Regions from separate parts of the Homo sapiens genome. Here region 1 is linked to region 2. The links are chromatin loops, found by intact Hi-C in ENCODE. Cell type or tissue: left lung. All regions are shown on one strand. Links, peaks and the distances in the headings refer to the core of each region. The heading gives the core; the rest is flanking DNA. Region 1 holds the start of LOC105377521 (a long non-coding RNA gene). Region 2 overlaps TLL1 (tolloid like 1).

What was found. A loop is a pair of places that touch in the nucleus more often than their neighbours do. Peaks named below come from ENCODE experiments on the same cell type or tissue, not always from the same donor. Only the 100,000 strongest peaks of a DNase experiment are listed, where the experiment ranks them.
Region 1: it touches region 2 in a loop (8-fold over the local background); 12 of 110 quality-filtered maps call a loop at or near these places.

What each region holds. Positions count from the first base shown.
Region 1 is chr4:165,850,467-165,863,112 of GRCh38, forward strand. It overlaps LOC105377521 (a long non-coding RNA gene), which reads right to left and starts at 5,238. Exons shown (of 3, transcript XR_939420.1): 1 at 5,188-5,238; 2 at 3,823-3,906. In left lung, for the core only: no CTCF peak of the experiment used is centred there; no DNase peak of the experiment used is centred there.
Region 2 is chr4:166,084,271-166,096,916 of GRCh38, forward strand. TLL1 (tolloid like 1) reads left to right here. Exons shown (of 21, transcript NM_012464.5): 19 at 6,858-7,071. Among named protein-coding and RNA genes, the nearest start is that of TLL1, 220 kb to the left of the region's middle. In left lung, for the core only: CTCF peaks have their summits at 7,844 (motif pointing left) and 8,045; no DNase peak of the experiment used is centred there.

The DNA of each region.
Region 1 (12,646 bases), core at 4,239-9,238, 230 kb before region 2:
AAAGAAGGCATCAAGATAATTTAACTATATAGCTTCTATTCAGTAATCTCTTAGATATCGCTGTACTCATCTTTCCTTGTTTTTTTGTGCTTTACCTAATCTGGATACTTCGCCAGATTAGAATTGTTCTCTTTATTATTAGTATTCCTTTTCATTATTCTGCTTAGAGTTTTAATAACTTAATGAGGGTTGAAGAATACTGAAAGTCATGCAGGCTCAACATTGGGCAACAATCTGACAAAATAATACACTTAAAAGAGGCCAGGTCATTTGCTTGATGCCATAATTTCTGGGCCAAGCAATGAAGGCAGTGTCACAGGCCATTCAAGTATATAGCTTTGTTTCTCCTCTCTGCACTTAGGGAAGCTGAATCCCAGTATTATCTCTTTGAAATGCGAGGTCCTACAAGTGTATATCCTCATATTAGCCTTAAGTTTAATTAATCAAATGGTCTCTCCAGTGTATGACTTGATTATATTGTAATTCCTTGACACAGTTGATATTTTATTTATAATTCAGTATTAACTGTAAGGAATTTAATTTTTTCAGGTTTCTAATTGAATTCTGAAAAATCACGCAGTCCTCTAACTGAGTCTCTTATGTTACATTGATATAGCACGAGTCAAATGAAATATTTTATCATGAATTTTTTTAAGCAATATGAAAAATTACATATAGATTCCTTTTTTTATTTAAGGATATATTATACCAAAACTATTACTGTACATTAACATTTTAATTGTATTAATTTTTTCTGTCACTTGTATCTTCCTTTGTATCTTCCAGTTCAGAAGGGAAACCCTTTTTTCCTCTTAAATCATTTCTTGCTCTGTGAGCTACTATGGTGGTTAGGTTGGCAAGAGCCATTCCAGGCATGTGAATGTGGTTAAAAGCTATTTTTTTTCTCTCTCTTTCCCATATACACATTGCCACATATAGCCATACACTACACACACACACACACACACACACACACACACAGAAAGCCACTATTAATCTGTAATGATCCGGAGGAATTCTAGGTATAAGAATGTTTGGAATGCCCCTAAGATAATGAATTTTTCATTCATGATCTTTCGTGCCAGGACTGCTGTGACTGCTAAGACACGCCACACAGTTTCATGGGAAGAAACAGTGCCCCTTTGCCAGAGCCCAGTTAGCAAATTAGTATTATAATTATTATCAGCCATCTTACAACATCCGGCAGCAATCGAGATATCATTTTTTTCTCCTAAAATGCAAGTTAAACGGTGTAATTACATATGGTTCTATGAATTATCTTTTACTGTCAACCTCGATCATCTCCAAACCTCAAGTTAAATAATTCAAGATTATAAGCTCAAGTAACATAATATATAAAAATTAATGTATTGCTAATTTTAAAGTAGTCCTGACAGAGAGGCTGATGTAAATGAGCTATTTTTACCATGCTTTTTGCCAACTGTACTGTCTGAAGATGCTGGCCAATGTTTGAAAGCTCTTTTAACTCAGAACTCCCTCAGATGTTCTTTTATGATAAGGAATAAAGGAGAAAGCAGAAAAGCTTTGTATCTGTGGTAATGAAAGAAGGTCAGAAGCTATAGCATGTAGATTTTTGGAAAAGAGTCAGAACTTTTTAGAGAGAAAAGATAAAGATTATTAGCAACACTGACCTTGCAATCCACTGTAATCATTCCTAGGCTAAACTGAAGCTTTTGTGGAACAAATAACATGTTGACCCCCAAAATAACCTCATTATGACTATGAACAATAGTAAAGTACATAGGCAGAAGCCACAAGAGGCTTTGTTTTAAATTATAGCAGCAACATCAGACTCACATAAACTCTAAGCAGAACCTCCTCCATGTTTTACCTTTTTTGAACATAGGAGGATTGCATATACTGTACTTTTCTTGTTTGCATTATCACTATACTGATCATATATTATCATCTTTTGATAGTGACAGGGATGCTATTATTATTATGCAGGAAGAGGAAGAAACCGAGACTGTCCACGGGAAGTGAGACTACATAGTCATCCTAGAAATATATTCATGATGAAGAAAAGATGTTATTAAGCATATGTGCCCTCTGGGATTTGAATAGTGGGTTCTAGTTTGTGACACAATCTAACAATAAATAAGTTCAACTGGCAAATTTGATTAACATAGAGATTTGTTGCCAGGAAAAAAAAAGTGATCTATTTTCACCCAAGTTTCAGCCACAATGTTTTAAAAGTTATGTTCAACGGACAGTGATAATATGATCTAACAAGTATCAGAAATGGAGTCTCCTGTATGAATTGCAAGTGTAATAAAACAAGTTGGTGTAAATATAGGTCTATCAGTAGAAATCTCCTCGGGTGCAGTTTTTGTTTTTAAAGACCTGCAGAACATTGTGGGAATTCCAATAAAATATATGTATGGATCCCCACACAGAAATTCCAGTATGTTTCTGTTTTGTAGAAGGATATTTAACAATCAGTCTAGAGAATTCAGTAGTCATAATTAATACTATTGACAAATCATTTAGGAAAAAGGAAATTTCTGTCAAAAATAGTATCAAAATACACATGAACACCAAAGATTAGGCCCAATTTAGTTATTCCTTCAATTGCTACCTTAATTTTTAAGGCTGCTTTTATGTGAAACTGTGGTATTTCACTAAAATATTCCAAAGTTCGTTTATTCTATCTAAAGGGCAACTAGTAAATACATACATCTACTTTGAGTTTTAATTGAATAAATTATTTAAAACACCTAAACCCGTCATATCTAGTGGTACAATCTGACTCTGTTTAGACATTCCAAGTCTAAAACTGATCGATAGGTTTCTGGGATCAATGAAAAGAATACTGAAATAACAACCAGGAGGCCTAGCTGGATGGAACTAGTCTTGTGAAACTGTGGGTGAATGGTTAAGTCTCTTTGAGAGTTAGTTTTCTAACCTATAAGGAGGAAAGTACTGGATTAGATTGTCCCTTAGGTCCTTTCCAGCTCTGACATTGTATACTTTCTGTCCCAGTGATTCAAACAACCAAAACTGTTTTACTGTTATCTGACCATTAGACTCTAGAAGATGATCCTCTTATCTTGTAAGCATTTATGAGTCAGAAAATGGCTCTCATGAAAATGCATCAAAAGTTAATTGTATTTAAATGAATACTAGAAAAAAAAGTTTTTTGTTTTGGATTTCCAACCTAGAATGATAATACCTTTCTAAAAGTTTCCCTCCAAATACCTTCATGTTGGCAATCAGCTGCTCTGAGTGGCATTATCTAAATACTGTGTTTCCGTATGTCACATTTTTTAATTTCACTTTTATATGAGAAAATAATCAAATTTGGTTCATAAGGATTCAATTTCTGGAGAAATTTGGCGGAAATTTCTATTTTTTTTTTCTTTGCAGAAGCATCTCTGCCAGCTACAAGTGAGAGTCCATATGTTGTGTGGTATATAAAGAGAAACTGCTCCTGATTTCTTTCACACCTGAACTACTCTATTGCAGATGTTCCAAAGAATGTCTACCTCAGAAGGAGCTGCAAAATAGATTATAAAATTATCCTGGCATAATTTACTGAAGGAAAAATGGATAGTATTTACTAACATTTTCTCACACCATTACATAGAAGAAGGCAGCTAGTAACTTTGCTAGATACTAGAGTACCATTTAAAGAAACTGGGTGAACAGAAAGGCTTATTGTCCCTTACTAAAAATGATTTCCACACTGAATAGTTACACCTGGCTATGTGCTTTCTGAGACCTTGATTTTTCTCTGTTACATTTTTAATTACAGTAGTCGTTTACAATTTATAATATGCAATCATTTACAATTATAAATACCTGTAATCTTAGTTTTGCAAGTTGGGTTTCTTGTAAGCATTGTGCCTCCATAGTAATTCCAACATGCTTGTATTATCCACCATCCTGTAGAGAATGAGAGCCATAGCTGGGCGCAGCAGCTCATGCCTGTAATCCTAGCACTTTGGGAGGCGGAGGCAGGCAGATCACAGAGTCAGGAGTTCGAGACCAGCCTGGCCAACATAGTGAAACCTCGTCTCTACTAAAAATACAAAAAAAAAAAAAAATTAGCCAGGCATGGCAGCATGTGCCTGTAATCCCAGCTACTTGGAAGACTGAGGCAGGAGAGTCGCTTGAATCTGGGAAGCAGAGGTTTCAGTGAGCGAGCTGAGATCGCGCCATTGCACTCCAGCCTGGGTGACAGAGCCAGACTCCATCTCAAAAAAAAAAAAAAAAAAATGAGAATGAGAGCCATGTACACAATGAATACAGGTCTCATGACAGAGGCTGTCCATAGCAGGACTGCTTGCAGGTGCAAGTTCGTATGCACAAAGCATTCAGATTCTACTACTTTAGGATTTCATTCATCTCTAAGTCTCTGAATCAGAAAATTGCCCCAAGAATAGATACCCTCCTAGTGTGAACATAAATTTGTATATGTCTTTCCTTCTTAAATAGGCACTCCCTAGATTGAATCCTAATAACTTTATCCAATAAAAAGTCTGTGTATAATTAGTTCAAACTGTGAAAACAGTGATGTGGTGGTGTCTGCAATCTAAATCACTCCATAGAATGCTATGTTAACTGTTCTCCCGACAATAAATAATGAATGTCGTTTCTAAATATGCCAAATAGAATTAGGTTCTATGTATGCTGTATTGTATATTTTCAAAGCATCTTATTTTAATATCCAGAGAATGCCACGTAAAACCTTGAAAGTACTTATCCATGCCTAAAGAAAGACAATAAATATCCATTTTTTTCCAAGCTGATTAATCATTCAGTCACATTTGTGATTAAGAAATACAGAATAATCCAGGAGATGTCTTAGAGACTTAGAGAGGCCCTTCTGGTGTTTAACTAGAATTTAACATGAAAGTTACATCCTATGACATGATGAAAACACAGTTCTGTGCATAAGACTATTACAAAGCAATGCTGACACCTACAGAGAATGTATGCAAATATCCAAGTTTAATTGGTATATGCTTTACTGACTGGCATTAATACTTTGAATTACAACTACCTCAATATATAAAAACAAGACAAATTAAGTTTGATGTGGTACATTTAAAATGACATTTAATTTGTAATGAAAATGCTCATTTTGTTATCCTTTCAATAAACTTCACATTGTAACATTATTGTTTGACTGTCAATATTTTAATAGTCAAGGGTGGGGCCTACCTGAACAACTCCATTGCTGTGGACCCATCTGCTGATGCAAACTGATGGTATATGTAAAAGAGATAATGAGAAACAAATATGTTTTTTCCTTTCTCTCCTACATTTGTGTAGTATTTCTAGCGAAGGAGAGTTATTGTCTTCTCACTGGGAGAACTAAGATAGAATTTTCCAGAATAAGTAACTGGAGGCCAAGGAGAAGCACAAACTACCCTTCTCCAACGTTTCCTCTACTGCCTCTTAATTCAGTATTGTAATAGAACTAGTCTTGAGAAACTTAAGGCAGAACATGAATTTGGTCCGAAGAATACTTTTTTGTGTGTAAGCAAAACTCACTACCCTTTTAATAAGCATTAACTAAAGGAAGGCAAAAATCATATCTTTATTATTTATTGAGTGCCTCGTAATCACATGAAGAAATTAGGCTGTGACAATGATGAAAAATCAGAGTCCACAGATTGTAATTTAAAGCTAAATATGCTACCAGCAATTCTGTTAGAAAATATCCCACTTATTTGCAATAAAAATGCCTAAGAATAACTTTAATCAAGAAAGTTCAGTGACTCTGTGAAAAAAAGTATGAAATTTTGCTGAGAGACAATAAAGCTCACTTAAATGAATACAAGAAACATGTTCCTGAATAAAAATATTAGAATAGGGATGTTGATTATCTCCTAATTAACTGTAGTTTTATATAATTTAAAAAAAAAAACTCCATGGATGCTTCAATAGCTTAAACTTGTTAGAAGTTCAGGGAAAAACAGCTAAATGCATTTTTAACAAGAAGATTAAAGAGAGAATAGTGCTAGCAAATAACTGTATACTGAATAAAATGTATGTTCTATAATATATATGATATACCAGTGGTCCCCAACCTTTTAGGCACCAGAGACAGGTTAATTTTTCCACAGACGGGGTGGAGATGCTGGTTTCTGGATGAAACTGCTCCACCTAAGATCATCAGGCATTAGTTAGAGTCTCATAAGGAGTGTGCAACCTAGATTCCTCACATGTGCAGTTTGCAAAATAGGGTTCGTATCCCTGTGAGAATCGAATACCCCTGCTGATTTGACAGGAGGAGCTCAAGCAGTAATGCTCACTTTTCTCCCCTCACCTCCTGCTGTGCAGCCAGGTTCCTAACAGGTCACAGACAGGTACTGGTCCACAGCTAGGGGTTTGGGGACCCTATATATATTTTATATATATATATATTTATATATATGTATATATAGTCCCCTATATATAAAAAAATAAATATAAATATAAAAAATGTGTGTGTGTGTGTGTTTTCAGATGGAGTCTCGCTCTCTCGCCCAGGCTGGAGTGCAATGGTGCGATCTCAGCTCACTGCCACCTCCACCTCCCGGGTTCAAGCAATTCTCCTGCCTCAGCCTCCCCAGTAGCTGGGAATACAGGTGCCCGCCACCACACCTGGCTAATTTTTGTATTTTTAGTAGAGACGGGGTTTCACCATGTTGGCCACGCTGGTCTGGAACTCCTGACCTCAGGTGATCTGCCTGCCTCGACCTCCCAAAGTGCTGGGATTACAGGTGTGAGCCACCACACCTGGCCCTATATACCATATTAAACATATATAATATGAAGCCAAAATGATTAGAACAATGTAGATCCAGAATTATATGGGCAGGTACTTCCAAAGAACAGGATCTATAGTTGAAAAGTAGACTTTAGTGTCACAAACTATAGTGAAAGGAAGAATATTTAATAAGAATGTGTTAGGAAAATTGATTTCCCAGTTTATTAAATTAGGAAAAACACAGAGAATGCAGAAAGCAAAGTGCACATAATATTTGAACTTTAGCAATGAACATTTTACTTTCATGAAGTAAAATGAAATCACAAAGTAAAGAGCAATTAAATTGAGATCACAAATGAAAATTTCTGTATGTCGCAAATATGTCACACAAATTAAAAAGAAAATAACAAACATGGGGAAAATACTTGCAGTGATTATGTAAGAAGTACAAATCCTTAAGGGAAATCCAAAAAATTCAATTGAAAACTAGTCAAAGATTATTAAAAAAAAGGTATTTCCAGGAGAACTAATACAAATGTTCAACCAATACAAGAAAACATTGAGCATGGTGGCAGGTGCCGGTAATTCCAGCTACTTGGGAGGCTGAGGCAGGAGAATCTGTTGAAACCAGAAGGCGGCGGTTGCGGTGAGCCGAGATTGCGTCACTGCACTCCAGGGTGAAAGAGTGAAACTCCATTTCAAAAAAATAAAATAAAATAAAATTTAAAAATAAAAGAAAACATCGTTCAACATTACTGTTTTTCCCAATATACAATTCTATTCCAGAAAACCTGTATCATTAGGTTCGGCAAACATTCACTATATTGTCACAAGCCCATCGTTATTTGCTCTCATGGGCTGTAACTCCTCCTTTTCTGTAATCTCAAATCCTCCTATTTTAAATCACATAAAATATCTTGTCCTATGTGGTGCCTTTTTCCAATCCTCACAGACAAATTTTTTTTTTACAAAACTTTCTTGTTTCCTATTATTACCTTTTTAATTAGATTTACCTCATACCAGCCTATATTTTGCTCCTATGCTAAATGTTTTACTTTGTTTCCTAATTGTAAGTCATTTTTAGCAAAATTGGCGACGTTTACATATCCCTGTCTTTAAAAGATGTGTCATGCCCAAAACAAAACAAAACAAAATGAAACAACAACAAAGCAAGACCAAAAGCAAGGGTGCTGACAGTTTGATTAATGTAAATAAAGACATTCACACATACAAATTCAGTTTTTTATGCTTCTGTAGGAAAAAACCTGTTCCATTCACATGCCCATGAGGCTTCTGCAAAAGCTGGTTGTATTTTGACTACAAAGAAAATGTGACTATATTCCAAACACACAAAAAATGTGCAAGGCTACCTTATTTGATTACACCACAAAAATATAATAAAATAAGAATTAATAATAAATTGGTAAAGAAAACTTAAAATTTTAAATGCAGTACTTGGAAGTTAAAAAAATAAGCTCTCTGGAAGATTAAAAAATAAATATTCTAAATAATTTTGGGTAAATAAAATAAAATTACAATAAAACTACATAGTATCAAAGATCATTGCAATGAGAAAACTAAGTTTTAAACCTCATGAAGTATTGCCTGAACTTTTTCCTAAAAAATACTTCATGTGGGCCGGGCGCGGTGGCTCATGCCTGTAATCCCAGCACTTTGGGAGGCCGAGGCGGGTGGATCAAGAGGTCAGGAGTTCAAGACCAGCCTGACCAACATAGTGAAACCCCGTCTCTACTAAAAAAATAAAAAAAATTTAGCCAGGATGGTGGCAGGCAACTATAGTCCCAGCTCGGGACCTATAGTCCCATTCTCCTGCCTCAGGAGGCTGAGGCAGGAGAATGGCGTGAACCCAGGAGGCAGAGGTTGCAGTGAGCCAAGTCCGCCACTGCACTCCAGCCTGGGCGACAGAGCGAGACTGTCTCAAAAAAACCCAAAAAACTTCATGTGGAAGATATAGTGGCTTAGCACACTGAGTATCTCTCAGCTTCCAGTTAGGGGGATTTTTCTGAATGACAGAAACTAGAAGGCTAAAATCTACTTTTCCATGACTTTGTTGCACCTAAATTTTTGGGTGTGAAATTGATTTGGCTAAGAGATATGTTCTTATGAGTTCCAGAACAACACTGCCCAATTGAAATATAGTGTGAGCCACCTATACAATTTTAAATCTTCTAGTGGTCACATTACAAAAGGCAAAAAGAAAACAGCCAAAATTAAAAATTAATTTTAAGAATGCATTTTATTTTACCCAATATATTTAATATTGAATACATTTCAAAATATTTTCATTTCATTATGTCATCAAGATTTAAAAATTGGAATATTTTACCTTCTTTCTTTCTTTTTCCCCATTATGTCTTTGAAATCTTGTGGTATTTTAAACTTAGAGCATGTCTCCATTTGGATTAGTCCTATTTCCAGTACTCAGTAGCCACATGTGATTAGTGGCTGCTGTGTTGGGCAGCAGAGGTCTAGAAGATGAAAGTCAAGGAGGCGTTTTCCTGGTGCTGAGGCAGTTTCTCAGGGTAGAAACTATTTCTGCAGCAGTTCTCTAGAGTTCCTTCAGAGGAAGATGTGATGGTAATAACATCTTCCTGATTTTCTGCATCAAAGCTAAAGGGGTGTGTTCTTGAAGTCAACCTTTCCAGTGATAGCTTAATTCTTCCTTCTCTGAGTCTATCCAATGGGTGCCTCCCTCGGCAGGCCAGGTTTGTGATCTTATTCTGGGGTCGTTCTTGAATTAGAATCAAGCCTGTTTCTCCAGGCCTTCCAAGATCTTTCTAAGCATACAATTCCATCAGATTTCCTTCTGCTTAAAATAGAACAGTTTTTGCTTCCTGCAACTGAACTCCAAATGTATACTACATCATCATAAATCTGCTCATTCCTGAAGAAATGGAAATAAATGAACTGGAGACTTAAGATGTTAACAATTTTCAATAAAATGAACATGAAATTAAAAAGAATTAACAAAGAAATAGATAAATTAACTAGAAAAAGAACATGTTTTGACTAGTTTAATAAAGTAAAATACGAAATTTATAAAACTGGGAACAAAAAAGGCATGAGATGTACCAAAACAGAGAAATGATAAAACACTGTACACATAAGTATTTACAAATTTGAAAACATTGACAAAACAAATGAAATGGGGTCCATACTTTTCTAAGAAAAATAAAATTTTCAAATTTGATTCAAGACATGGGGAAAACCTAAATATCCATGAAAGAACCAAGCATCTCAGATGACAAAGCATCATCTTTCTAAAAAAGAACTTCCACTGGTGGAAAAATCACTCTTCTTAATCCCTGTACAAAATGAAACAATCTGAAAAAATTAAAAAAATAGTCATCTGAGATAAGTCTTCAAATTGTTTAGATTCCATATTGCTAGCCCTAACTCTTAGTACACTTAGCACTCAGAAATATTTATCAAAGGTAGCAAATAAAACCATAATTTTAAGTGATAAAAAATATGATCCAAACAATCAAAAAAAGGCTGAATATTTTATTTTTCTTGTAGCAGTTTAACACTTATGAGCAAACACTCTTTGACAGGTTAATAGAAGCAAAATATTTTCTCCAACATTGCCAAATTGAGTGCACCTTTCAGTTTAGCTAATCAACAAAGTAGATGATAAAATTACTCTAGAAGGGAGATTGGATATCTAGCATTTGATTTATGTAGCATAATGTTTACAAACTATTCTTTAATTATGAAGGAAGTAATAGAGAGAGCCTATTCTACCTAGTGTTGTGTTCATGAAAGAACGAATTAAAACAGACATAGAAAACATCAAACTTAAAACATACTTTTCCTTTTACTCTTCATTTTATGGTGGTGAAGCCATTTTGGATTTCCATGGCAGTCAAATAATCAGCTAGTAGGTGACTATTTCTATGTTATAAAAGTGTACTTTTCTTTAGGTCAGAAACCATGTCCTTTTTATTTTATTCCTTGGAGTACACAGCAAAGTGCTGGTTGACTTGAGTTGGAAATAAAGTAAAACTGAATTTACTTCACAGTATTGGTTTACTTTATGGGTCAGTTTCTTCATAGAGCAGTAAAATAACTACAGGAACAAATTATGCCATATAATCTTTGAATAGCATTAAACTTGTTATCAATTTCTCTCTGCATCATAGAGAGCTTGCAAGTGACCAGTTCTGTTTCAGGCATAAGATGACTTAATAAACATGAGAAATAGAGAATATAATGCCATTGCTCAGTTGTCCCTCATCAATCATATAAAAGAAAGTATCTTTATCCATCTCCTTTTGCATGTGGAGACATAGCTAAGTAATGCTGCTCCCTATGGCAGGCTGCATTGAGTCTCAAATAGTTTCGAATATTCACATATATTATAAAGAACTTGTGATGAATGAAGACTCAGTCATCTAGCTCAGATCCTGACTCATAAACTTAAAGGAAAAAGTGGAGCCTAAAACCAAAGAACATGAAAATAGCTAAGATTTTTATTGGCTACCTGCCACTCTTGCAGATCTACAAGGTATTAACAGGATTTCAATCATTTTAGAAATGAGAGAGTTGAACAAGATCATTTTAATTGCTATGATTCTGATGATCCATGATAAAAAAATTATTAAAAGAGTCAAATAACTAATGTTTTTAAATTTAATACAACTTTTGATTCTATGTCCCCTCATCATATATATTGTAGTTTAGTTGAATTATATTGGGTGATTAATTGAAATTATTTTCAAAATTACTAATTACAAAATTGGAAACTAGCTCAGTACTGCCAAATATTATAAAGAAAACAAATGCAAACCTCTAGTGTTTCTTACAATATTCTTATTTAGTTTAAAAATGAATTTTAAAAAAGTTTAGAATGCTAGAGCCAAAAGAATATCTCTAGAACTATTTAAACTAAATTCCTTACCAAAAAAAAAAAACAAAAAAACTAAAAAAGAAAGGAAAGAAGGAAGGGAGGGAAAGATGAAGAAAGGGAGAAAGGGAGAAAAAAGAAGAAAGAAGAAAGACAATCAAAGCACGCAAGTCACAATATGGCCCAATTTAATCGATAAATTTTGTATTCTATTGATTGACTAAATGATAAAATATTTTGTCATTATATTGGTAGAGTTTATCTAATAGAATCTTTAGGACATAATGAGATCCCCATGCTCAAATCCCCTATACTGAAATCTAAGCAAAATTACATTTCCAGTAATAACTACATACCTACATACATACACGTATCTATTTTTACTTAGTTATATAATTATATCAGAACATTATAAATATATTGTGTCATATGTGTGAGTATAAAATATTACTGCTGTGTATAAATATCTATAGGAATGTTTCCCAAAAAGTAATCACTGGAACAGAAATTTTAAGAGATTGTCAAAAAGTTTGAGATAGTTAAATACATTTGATATATATAATACATATTAAATATAAAATATATATCCTATGTATATTAAATATATATAGCTTACAAATTTCCAGGACAAGGTTTATTTGACTAAGAAATCTTACCTTTTTTCTGGAAAAAATCTTTGAACTCATGTTTTTGGAACACTGTTAAATGTGATAGCACTAAAGAATAGGTATGAAGTGTTCCAGTTTTTCTAAGTGAAGATAACATTTATAATTTCCATAGCAACTGTAGTTCGGAAACATTGAAAAACTATTTTTAAGTGTTTAAGTGTAAAATCCATTTTCAATGAGTATTATTTATACCAAATGTCCTAGTGCACACAATGCATTAATATGTTCACTGTTATTAACAACAAAAAAGTGAAAATGCAGAAAGTTGAAAGTCTAGGTAAATTTGGGGAAAAATATATGATTAGTATCCAAGGTATATTTTCCACATTTATCTTACAGATTAAGTGAGGCTAAAATAAGGCTGAAAAGGATGAACAGAATTTACAGAGC
Region 2 (12,646 bases), core at 4,949-9,948:
ATTTTGGATATTAGCCTGGTATCAGATGTATGGTTCATAAATATTTTCTCCTATTCTGTAGGTTGTCTTTCCACTCTGTTGATTGCTCCCTTTCCTGTACAGAAGCTTTTTAGTTTGATGTAATCTCATTTGTCTATTTTTGCTTTCATCGTCTGTGTTTTTGGAGTGAAATCCAAAAAGTCATTGCCCAGACCAATGTCATGGAACTTTTCCCTATGTTTTCCTCTAGTAGTTTCATAGTTTTGAATCTTATATTTACGTCTTTAATTCATTTAGAATTGGTTTTTCAATATGGCGTGACATATGGGTCTAATGTTATTCTTCTGCATGTGGATATCCAGTTTTCCCAATGCCATTAGAGGAGACTGTCCTTTCCCTATTGTGTGTTCTTGGCATCTTTGTCAAAAATCAGTTGGCTGTAAATGTGTGGATTTATTTCTGGACTCACTATTCTGTTTTATCAGTTTATGTGCCTGTTTTTATGCCAGTATTACGCTGTTTCGGTTACAATAGCTTTGTAGTGTATTTTGATATCAGGTATTAGGATGATTCTAACTTTGGTTTTTTTGTTCTTAGGTTTTTGTTTTGTTCAAGATTGCTTTGGCTATGCAGTCTTTTTATGGTTCCATACACATTTTAGTGTTTTTTTTTCTATTCCTGTGAAAAAATGTTATTTGTGTTTTCTTTCATCAATGTTTTATAGTTTTCAGTGTAGAGATTTCCACTTACTGGGTTAAATTTATTTCAAAGTATTTTAATTTTTGGAGCTGTTGTAAATGGTATTGTTTTATTGATTTCTTTTTCAGATAGTTTATTGCTAGTAAATAAGAATGCTACTGATTTTTGCCTATTGATTTTATATCTTGCAACTTTACTGAATTTATTTATTACTTTCTAATAGGTTTCTGGTGGAGTCTTCAGAGTTTTCTCCGCATGAGATTGTGTCTTCTGCAAACAGGGATAATTTAACTTTTTTTTTTTTTCAATTTGGATGCCTTTTCTTTCTATGGCCTAATTGTTCTGTCTAGGACCTCCGGTACTATACTGAATAGAAGTGGTGAGAGTGGGCATCCTTGTCTTATTTCAGATCTTAGAGGAAAAGCTTTCAGCTTTTCTCGGTTGACTATAATGTTAGCTGTGAGTTTGTCATACATAGTCTTTATTGTGTTGTTGCACATTCTTTATATGCCTAATTTGTTGAGAGGTTTTTTTTTTATCATGAAAGGATGTTGAATTTGCCAAATGCTTTTTTCTATTAATATGATCAGATCATTTTTGTCCTTCATTCTGTTAATGTCGTGCATCACATTTATAGATCTGTGTATGTTGAACCATCCTTGCATCCTTGGGATGAATCCCACTTTATCATAGTGAATGATCTTTTCAATGTGCTGTTGAATTCTGTTTGCTAGTATTTTGTTGAAGGCTTTTCATCTATGTTCATTAGTGATACTGGTCTTCAGGTTTTTTGTTGCTGTTGTTGGGTAATTGTCTGGTTTTGGTATAAGGATAGCACAAGATTTCTACATGTTCCCTATTCAGTTTAGAAGCAAGGAAAAGAAAATTGTCACTGAAGACAATTTTATGAGACAATTTTTTAAATCGTAGTTTATGAATTTTGAAAGCCTACTGTACTTTCTAATCCAAATTGTTCTCTAATTTGATATATGGTTTCACCGAGTGACATGTAGGTAGTGGCTGATAGGTATAAACAAGCTTTCTTTCACTGTGTCTGAGATAACAATTATTTTGGTTAATTTGGGTTATAAGACTATAAGCTCAAAAAGATATTTAGATGATCTAGCAGTTATAGATAATAGGAATTACAATAAAATTCCTATGTGCCCTTTGTGAGATAGGAGCATTTGTGTGCATGGTGTTCATTCACCGTATGTATATTCACTTTACAGTATGATTATTTAAATATAATATATATTACTGTACATTAATATGAGAACTGAACTATCAGAGTCAGTTTATTATAGATTTTTATCGAGACTTAGGCATTATAATGCAGTTATTACCTTTTATGGACTGTTCTAGTTATCTACTGCTGCATAGCAAATTATCCCAAAACCTCATGGCTTAAAATGAGCACTGTTATATCTCATAGTATGAGGGAGTGGCATCAGTATTTAAGTAGTACTTTGCTGGTAACTTTTCTGTTGCATGTGACATTGATTGATTCACCTGGGAGCATATGTAAAGGGTCAAGGTGGTTGCAATTGTATGTCTGTCATCTTGATGTGGAGGGCTAAAAGGCTGACTCAGCTGGGACAACCATAGCACCTACACATGACCGTTGCAACATGGCGGTCTCAAAGGAACCAGACTCTTTTCTGTCAATCCTGGATCCCCAAAGTGTCCCAAGAGGCCATGGAAGCCTCAGAAGCCCTTGAATGTAACTTTCGGAACATTCTGTTGGTAAAGCAAATCGCTAAGTCTGGCCAGGATTCAAAGGGAGGAGAATTAGACTAGAAACACACAACCTTGCCTTCCCAATTTAGACTACTGACCTCCACAGCTGTAGAAGAATAAATTTGTGTTGTTTTAAGGCATTAAATGTTTGGCAGTCTGCTACAGCCAAGACACACAAAAAACACATTTGCTTTGTTTTTATTATGCGTGTGTGTGTTTATTTAAGCATGAGGTACTGACTGCATGATTATAGCTTTAAAATACAAAGAAATTGCAGTCAAAAGATGCTTGGGGAAAAAAAAGTCTTCTTGCTAGAAAAGGGACAAAGTTCTAAATGTGTAAGTACAAGTATCTGTTATCCCTGTTTTTATCCTGTCTTGGTTCTGAAAGACTCTGATCATTAAATTTGAGGGTACCTTTTTACCTTTTGAATTAATGTTCATTCAAAACAAAATACAAACAAACAAAGTTCTAGGCATCCAAGCATACTTCAATAAGCTAATGTGCTTCTATCATTTTTAGTTGATTTATCATATCCTTGAGTTTTGGAGTTCTGCTATATAACATACAGTTACAAGTTATAGCTTTATATATGGGATATTTAAAAAACAAAAACATCTACAACTGTTAAATAATTATCCATCATAAATCCATAAAAATATATTTGATCACAGTTATAGAGGACTCATGGAGAAAAAAGGTTCTTTTGAATCAGGAGACTGAGGTTTGTACTCCATGACGCCATTTTTTTCCAGTGGCCTCTAATCCTTCAAATATTTTGTGGGAAACCAAATGCCAGCTTTTACCAAAAACAGGATAAGGTGAAAGATGGCTGGGACTGGGGACCTCTAAAGCTTATCTTACAGTTGCTCAAATTGCATCAGTCTCTTTACTTCTTTTAGTTTAAATGTTCACCCTTGCTAAATTTTATTTCTGCATTAAGTGCTATCATTTTACTATCTTGTCCTTTGTGAATATATGCAGTTACTCTGTAAGGCCTCATTCTTTAGCTATTGCCTGTATGTTCAATAAAAGAACCTCTACAGATGTTCATATGAGAGAACAGCGTCTGGAAGCCTGGCCAGGGGCCAGCCAGGTAGATTAGGCTTGCTTGGGTGTTCCAGAAATAAAGTTATTATTTCCACAGCCTATAACGAGAGTTCAATTTTATTTCTTTTGAATTGGACTCCTTAATCTCTTAGCTTGCTTGTCTTGTGGGAAATGCATTAGGATTTCTGACTAGGGCCCATGGTTATTCACTTTATTTTTGGCCTTTCTAAAACCCAGATTAGTAACCCTGAAATTATAGAAATATAATCATGGAATGAGTATGCTTTAAAGTTTTTTAATACCCAAATACTTATAAAGTCTTAAACACTTAAGAAAAATATTTAAGTCTACCAAAGGAAGATAGTGCTTGAGTGGAAATCCAAGTTCCTTACAGCTTTATACATTCAGCCTTGCTGGCTATCCTGTCTCCATTGTGAACTTCCAAGACTTTTCGGGAAACTAAGTGTCTTCTGGGGACATTTCTGCGGCATTGGTTCCTGGTGGTTGGAAATGTGCACATTCTTTATTATTTAGATATTGAGATTCATGGTTCAGCTTGTGTTGTAGAATAAAGTGATAAATGGCATATCACACCTTGTCATCATGAACTCTGAAAAATATTTTAGAAGTTTTTCCTTTCCGAAGAGTTCCTATAATACATTTCTATGGCCTGGAAATATTTTCTGTTGATGTAAAGTCACTGTGTATGGAAGGTTCTCTGTGTGGGTATCTTTACTATACAAGGGACAGACTTCCGAGATCTCAGCCTGTGAATTAGTCACACCTTTGCTTGTGTGTGGTGGAGCTTTTAGTTCAGGCTGATTTCTGGAAAAGGACCACCCAGCCTTGGCATTTGACCTAACAAGTTGCTACCTATTCCAAAAAGAAAATTCATTAATACCTTAATGAATGAGAGTTGTCTGCATTACTAGAGTATATGTCAGCTATGGAACCTTTGACTAATATGACTCTTACAGACTCAGTCTGATTCCACCAGTAATTTGATAAAGAGCTGTAGCCAGTTGGCACCAGACCAGCTGTCAGTATGGCCCCCAGCACACCAGCTCAATGCTACTTTGTGTGGTGTTGCTCCGTTCTGTTAAGCAGATGTTATGATTTAGGCCAGACGTCCTGCGTTTCATTAGGAAGAAAAATAGTCACCTATTTATCTCATTCATTCAGTCTTCAATGGACCAATCAACGGACTGAACATGTGTGGTCTGTAAACTCTGATTCCAGCTTTAGCCATTACTTATAGCAAATACTTTAGAATGCCACTACCTCCAACTTTCTTAAAATACTCTCTTCTATGCAGCAGGTTTCCCTGGTTCTTTGCTCTTTATATTTACAGATTAGTGACTTTAAATCACAATCAAAAGAGATACTTGCTCAACATGCAGTGGTTTTCAGATATTCTTTTCCTGAACCAATGTTTTTCCTCTTGAAATAACATTATATTTATAATTCAGAAGCTTAGTTTCATATTTAGTAAAGAACTCTAGGTGCGGTTAAGCCAATTTTCTCATAGTGGTTTCCTATCAATTACAAACTGATGTTAGGAGTGTATATATGTACACAATGGTAATAGAAGCAGACTGCTATTTCATGAGAGGCAGAAAATGAGATTTAGTAGGCCCTGTCTGTAGAATTTTCATACTTGAGGTTGGCCATAAACGTCAGCTAGGTTTTTGGGTAAATACATTGACAGGTTTATGCAAACATCCATATACTTATTCAGAATCTTCTGCATCCTACGCAATGTGTGTACTCCACTGGGTTACAGAGATTAACAAGTGACACATTCCTTCAGTTATCACCTGCTTTGCATGTTGTGCTTCAGGATAAATAGACTCTACTGATGTCTCCTTGTTCACTGTATTTCCCTACGCTGTCTTCTCTTTCCAGTGAGATTCTTTGTGGTATGTTCAGTCTTTTTGTACTAGCCAGTATCTTTGATCAAATGAAGTAAGCCTTCCTTTTCATCCATAATGATTATAACAAACAATTACTCTAATGCTTATTGGTTATAATTTTTTTTATTTCTACTTTTTAAGTAGAGTGCAGTGGAAAGAGACAAAAGAGAGATCAGCTTTTTTTCCCCCTTTTCTTTCTTCCGTTAAGTAACTCCATTCCTTTCTTCTACTCCCTAGTTAATATGAATTGTTTATTTCATTTCTTTCCTCACTCCTCCGAAGTCAGAAGTGATAGTGGGTGATGTAGTGTGGTATGGAATAGACAGTGGATTCACACTGAGACAGAGCAATTTTTAGTCTCTTTTGTTTTGTATGTCTTCAATTAGACTGAACATTATGATCACTTCAGTAAAACTGTATCAAAGAAAATAAGTATATTAAAATTTATGTGCCAATATTTTGTTGGAGGGATTATAGCAAATTAACAAAGTTTGAAATATATTTCATACTTTTTCATGTTTATTTGCTTTATAATATTTTAGTTTTCTTCTATAGACTTAAGTAGGAATGGCGGCTTTATTTCTTCAATGTATGATGGTTTTTCTGGGGAAAGGAAAGAGCCTTTGGCAATGGCAAATAACCTGTAATTTATGTAATTATTAATAGCTTGGACAATATTATTTTCAGTCCATCTCAATTAAACTTTGCTTTGTGATCTGTAGTGTGTTATACATTTAATTATTTTTTATTTTAAATGTGCTAAGTCACACAGATGAAAATTACAACACAGGTAAATTAGAATAGTTTTTAAATGTCATAAATAAGAGCAAAGCATTCAAACTCTCCAAGATGTCCAATATTAAAATAAGTGTACCATCTACATGAAAAGTAAATTAAAAATATTCTAGCATTAAGTATTATCAGTGTTTGCTAATGATATGGTTTGTAAGAGCTAAATAAACAAATATATAGTGAAAATTATTCTCCTTTCATTTATGCTATGAAGATTTGTTGCATTTAAGTTTTGTAAAAATATAATAATACTTTATTGAGTTTAGTTTAAGTGCCTAAGGGTAGGATAATGTTCAACGGGTTCTATGATTATCAAACCCAGAAGGACCCAATCTTTTAATATGATTGTTTGAAATTTTCTGATGAATCCTTTGGATTAAATTCAGAATAAAATACCATTTTTTATATTCTGTTTAAATTCTGAGATTGAATTGCAATAGTAGAATTGGTTTTAATAGCCAAATAGTGGAATTTCATATGAAGTTATTACATTGTTTTCCTCATTGTGTCTTTTTAGAGATTACATATTTTATTGATTTCACCTTTCTTAATTATGCTGTAAATGTGTTAAATTATTAGTATGCCCTGAACATATTTTATTGATATGTATTTCTGTCCCAAAAATTATCTCATTTTGAGTGATTTGTTTTTTTTTAAAAAAATTATTTCTTCTTTTTAAAAAAGGCCTTTAGTGAATTTGAGATTGAGCAGCATCAAGAATGTGCTTATGACCACTTAGAAGTATTTGATGGAGAAACAGAAAAGTCACCGATTCTTGGACGACTGTGTGGCAACAAGATACCAGATCCCCTTGTGGCTACTGGAAATAAAATGTTTGTTCGGTTTGTTTCTGATGCATCTGTTCAAAGAAAAGGCTTTCAAGCTACACATTCTACAGGTCAGCAAATTCAAGTCATGCTTCTCTTTTTTGACTGAGATCCAGGTTTTTCTTCTGGTGAATTTGGTTCAATAATAGGATTGTAAATAAATCTCCAAGCATAGCAGATAAAATTTCACTGAAGCACTTTGTGAAATATTTGCAGAACCATACAGCATCCTACCTAAAGATCTTTGCAGTTGTTGAGTTTTAGGAAAACCCTAGTTTCTGTCTGATTTGTGATCAGTGCAGTTTGTTTAAGTAGAACAGTGCAGTTTGTTTAAGTAGAACTGTACCTAAATATTTATACAATGTATTTCATATTAACATTAGCAGTTTGATTTACATGTTATATTTAACAGATAGAAATCTATGGCTTGTTATTAAAAATGTGTGTTTTATCTAATAACCTATCTGATTAGCTAGATTTTACATTAATATATTTTTATAAATAAGTTTAAGACTGATCTATTTGACAGAGCCTCTATTTTTCCTTTGTTTATTTGGTATGCAACATGATCTTTTGCCTAATCCTACTCTCTAATTTACTCTTACAGATTTCGACTAACTGCTCTGGAAATCTTAAAGAAATAGAATTTAATTTAGAAAAATATGAAAAATTTTAGACAAAAATATAGAGTAACATTACTTATAGTTTGGAGACAGTTTAGTTATATGTTCCATAAAATATCTAGAGAATGTGCCCTTTTCATTCAGTTAAGACAGTATATCAGTTAAATGTATATTAGCTAGTCATTTAGCTTATACTGACACCTAGTGGCATTGCTGATGCATAAACGATTGATACACGGGAGAAATTTGCCTTGGTGGAAAACACAGTATAAAAACAATACAAATTCATCCATGAAATAATTTTAGTGAAATTTTGTCATGAATTTCTGCAGATTGTTTTTATTCTTTCACTTGATTTTGTAATTCATAATTTTAACTATTCCATTATCCAACATTATTTTTCATTCTAGTATATTTTATTATGAGCATTAGATTTATATTGAAGTCTGTGATAAAGATATTGTCAGGATACTAATCTGATTAATAATAGTAATCATTGGTCTTCTATCAATAATGCAAATTAATTGCTTCTTATGATTAATATAAATATAAATATTATGGCATGAGGAAAATCTTACATGGACCAGAGAAATGTCAGGCTAATGAGAGATTTTCCACACATTTGACATTTACTCTTTGAATATTTTTCTTATAACTTGTCACCTAATGAAGGGGTGGAAAAATAAAATCCTATTACTTAATCAATATTTCACTGATAGCGCAGAGTTCATCAGATTTTAGAAAATATCGTCATCATAGGTTCCAAGAAGGTAGTGTGAAAATATACTGTCAAAACTGTTTAAATAGCTGATGATATAGTATTTTAAGATTATGTATTTTTTCTTAGTTTTATAAAAACTTACTTTTATACTGTCTCTTTTTACCCCTTGTAAGTGGGATAACTGAGGTTCCATTATGTCCCAGTGTGTTGGTACATCTGGGTTCCTGCTACAAGTGAACCCTTAACTAGCAGGAAACTTTTGAAAAGATCATTTCTTCAGATCTCAGTTTTCTCATCTGTAAAATAATACTCCCAAGGTTACTTACAGCAGTAAAACTCCATAACTCCCTAATTTGCATGACTTCTGCCCGTGCACGCCATTTGCGGTGTTTGCATTATGATTAACATTCCATTGAGATGATCTAATTTTATCTTAATAGAGGTCATGTGAAGGGGTGGCCTGCCTCTCCACACCTGTGGGTATTTCTCATCAGGTGGGACGAGAGACTGAGAAAAGAAATAAGACACGGAGACAAAGTATAGAGAAATAATAGTGGGCCCAGGAGACCGGCACTTAGCACACCAAGGACCTGCACTGGCACTGGTCTCTGAGTTCTCTCAGTTTTTATTGATTATTATTTTCACTATCTCAGCAAGAGGAATGCGCTAGGAGAGCAGGGTGATAATAGGGAGAAGGTCAGCAAGAAAACTTGTGAGCAAAGGAATCTGTGTCACAATTAAGTTCAAGGGGAGGTACTATGCCTGGATGTGCACATAGGCCAGATTTATGTTTCTCTCCGCCCAAACATCTCAGTGGAGTAAAGAATAACAAAGCAGCATTGCTGCCAACATGTCTCGCCTCCTGCCATAGGGCGGTTTTTCTCTTATTTCAGAATTGAACAAATGTACAATCGGGTTTTATATCAAGACATTCAGTTCCCAGGGGCAGGCAGGAGACAGTGGCTTTCCTCTATCTGAACTGCAAGAGGCTTTCCTCTTTTACTAATCCACCTCAGCACAGACCCTTTACAGGTGTCGGGCTGGGGGACGGTCAGGCCTTTCTCATCCCACGATGCCATATTTCAGACTATCACATGGGGAGAAACCTTGGACAATACCCGGCTTTCCAAGGCAGAGGTCCCTGCGGCTTTCCGCAGTGCATTGTGCCCCTGGTTTATCGAGACTAGAGAATGGCGATGACTTTTACCAAGCATACTGCTTGTAAACATTTTGTTAACAAGGCACGTCCTGCACAGCCCTAGATCCCTTAAACCTTGATTCCATACAACATATGTTTTTGTGAGCTCAAAGATGGGGCAAAGTGGCTGGGGCAAAGTGGCTGGGGCAAAGTTACAAATTAACAGCATCTCAGCAAAGCAATTGTTCAAGGTACAGGTCAAAATGGAATTTCTTATGTCTTCCCTTTCTACATAGACACAGTAATAGTCTGATCTCTCTTTCTTTTCCCTACAGTCATGTATTGTGATCCAATGGTAGAGAATGCACTGGGCATTTTAGGCATACACACATAGTTTACATAGATATTTGAATCCTCAAAAGAACTGTATGACATAGATATTATCCTCATTTTGCAGACAAAGACAGTGAAAATCTGGGTGATTAATTTGCAGTTTCTAAAATAGTGTCAAAGCCTGGATTTTATTCTAATTCTGATTGTCTCCAAAGATAGTGTACTTGCTACTATAGTAATACTTTCTCATGTAAAACTTTTGGATTAGGAAGAAAATGAATATAAAACTGTCATTCTTATTAGGTGAAGATTGAATTCTTCTTTATAGAAATATTAAGTAAATCTTTTCAAAATATATAAGTGACTAGGCTCATTTTATTTCCCTGTTTCATTCACAGCCATTCAGATACCCACGTGAGGAACCCCAATCACAATTTGTTAGGCAAAACGGGCCATGGATATTCTTTAAGCCTGCCCTGTCATTTCAGAAATGAGAAATTTGAGGCTAAAACATTTAATGGTAACTGAAATAGCACAAGAAGTTAATAACAGTTGAAATTAGAGTCCTGGCTTCGCAATTCCTGTTCCTTTATTATTCTGAGAATTTTTTATGTTACTTGTTTGTTTTTTCAGCTAGGTTGGAATTTTTCTGGTAGACTTCTTTTTTCTGTTACTTTCTAGTAGTCATACATGCTGAAATACTCTTACTTATGTCTGCTTTTATTTCTCCTCAAAATCTCTTTAACAGGTTCATTTATTCTACTCTTTCATCAAATATTTATTTTGCATCTGCTTTGGACAATGTAAATGTGTGGGAATTTTTAAGACAATAGAAGGGAATCCTGCCTATTGACAGCTTACAGTCTGATAAGTTAAACTTATGATTTTCAATTTATCTTTCAATTTCTGCTGACAAGACAGCCAAGTCCAGTACCGTATCTGTCAGCATTTGCTACGTGTATAAAGCATTTATTCATTATTTACTGTCTTCTAGAATATGGACGGCTATTTTTGATGGATCCTTAAGTATACAGTTTAATTTGCTTAGGTAAATTTATATTTCTGTATACAATTTTAATTTTATGCACAAGAAAAATTTCAAACACTATGAATTTTTGAACTAGGTGATTAGAAATGTTGTAATGTGTAATGATGGCTGCTTTTCTTTACAAGTCAAAAAAAAGTCCACGGAAAATGGACTTAATTGGAAAGAGTTCTTTTTTCCTCTGATAGTTTGCTCAAATTCTAATTCCAAATTTATTTTAATAGGTAACAAACAGTATTACTCCAGTCTTAAATAAGTTAATTAAAGGAAACAAATCTTTAGTAAAGAAAAAAATCCTGTGTCTTTTCTAAGAGGATATGGCTACAAAACAGAAAAACAGGAGAAACATGGAGAGAAAATAATTTTTAAAATCAAAGCATTTTCTCTTGGGACTTCTTTTCTGTAACATAAAACATCATGCTCTTTGTCAATGACATTCAAAAATAATATATTATTAAACTCTTTGGAAAGGAAATTATTTGATCTAAATCAATTAAATTGGAATGTTCACTAAAAGCATTTATAGGTCAAATTACAAGGTATCTCCTGGAGTTTAATACTTTACCAGGAAATAAACAAACCTGTCTTTCCAAATTAAAATGAAGTTCACCCTAGGCTTCTCTTCCCTTCTTGTTACCTTTCTTATTCAGCTTCATTTTCCATTTCTCAGAATTCTGTAAGAACCGCTTTGGCAGCTGTTCTTTAGTTGCTGTAAAAATGCTATTGCCAACATACTAAATAACTGGTTTTATATTTTTCTGACTTGGTAAATGAATAGGTAGATTTGATGAAATCTGTGATGAAAATGTGTTCACCGTATTTAAAAAGCATCTTTTAAAATGACCTATTACAATAAATGACCTATTGACCATTGCTTGAGTGGCCGGGAGGATTCTGGAAAACACTCAGAAGCAATTGCCCTCAGGCTGCCTATTTTATTCTGGAATTTCTCTCAGGGCATATTATAGGTTGGTGCAACAGTAATTACAGTTTAATAAAATCACACCTCTTTTGCATATAGCATTCAAATGTTCATTTCATTCTTTACAAATTCATCCTGTGGACTGAATTCTGTCATGGGTGTGTGTGTGTGTGTGTGTGTGTGTGTGTGTGTCACGGTTAGAAATTAATTCCAGATTTATTAGTTTGAGCGGTGATCCATAGGAATGAGGGTGTGCACTGCAACAGATAAACGAAAGCAGAAGCAAAACCGGGGGCGGGGGGAACTTCTTGTTGTCCCTAAATGCAATTTAAGGCATTTTTTTTAAATGTAGGCCATTTTTCTAGAAGTGTTTAATAAAGTTCCATAAAGACAACTTCCAGTGATTTTCAGATTCATAAAGCCTCTATGAACTCATTTTTCCTCTTCTGTTTAATTTCTTCAGTTCTTCCTTGATTTTTATTCCCAGCTGTGGCTGGCGAAGGGTTGCTTCTTCTGGATCCTGGTCTTTGTGGTGCTAACTTGTATCTGTGAGGCAGACACACAAAAGGCTGCCTGTACCAGATCTCCAGGTCCTCCCCTGCAGCTCTTCCTGGGCTGTGGAATAAAGTAATGCAAGTGCTGAAGCTATTTTAAAAAGCTGAAAGCAAAATATATCAGTCAATTCTCAAACTTGGAGAAGAGGTAGAATTTTTAAAAATCTGTAAATGAGATTACAGTGATTTACATATTTACATGTTGAATTCAGAAATATTTTTCACAAAATATTTTACTGGCCTTCAAAAATAGAATTTTTCCTTTCTAATAGAAGATTAATAGTGCTTTAAATTGTTGTTCAATTTTCCT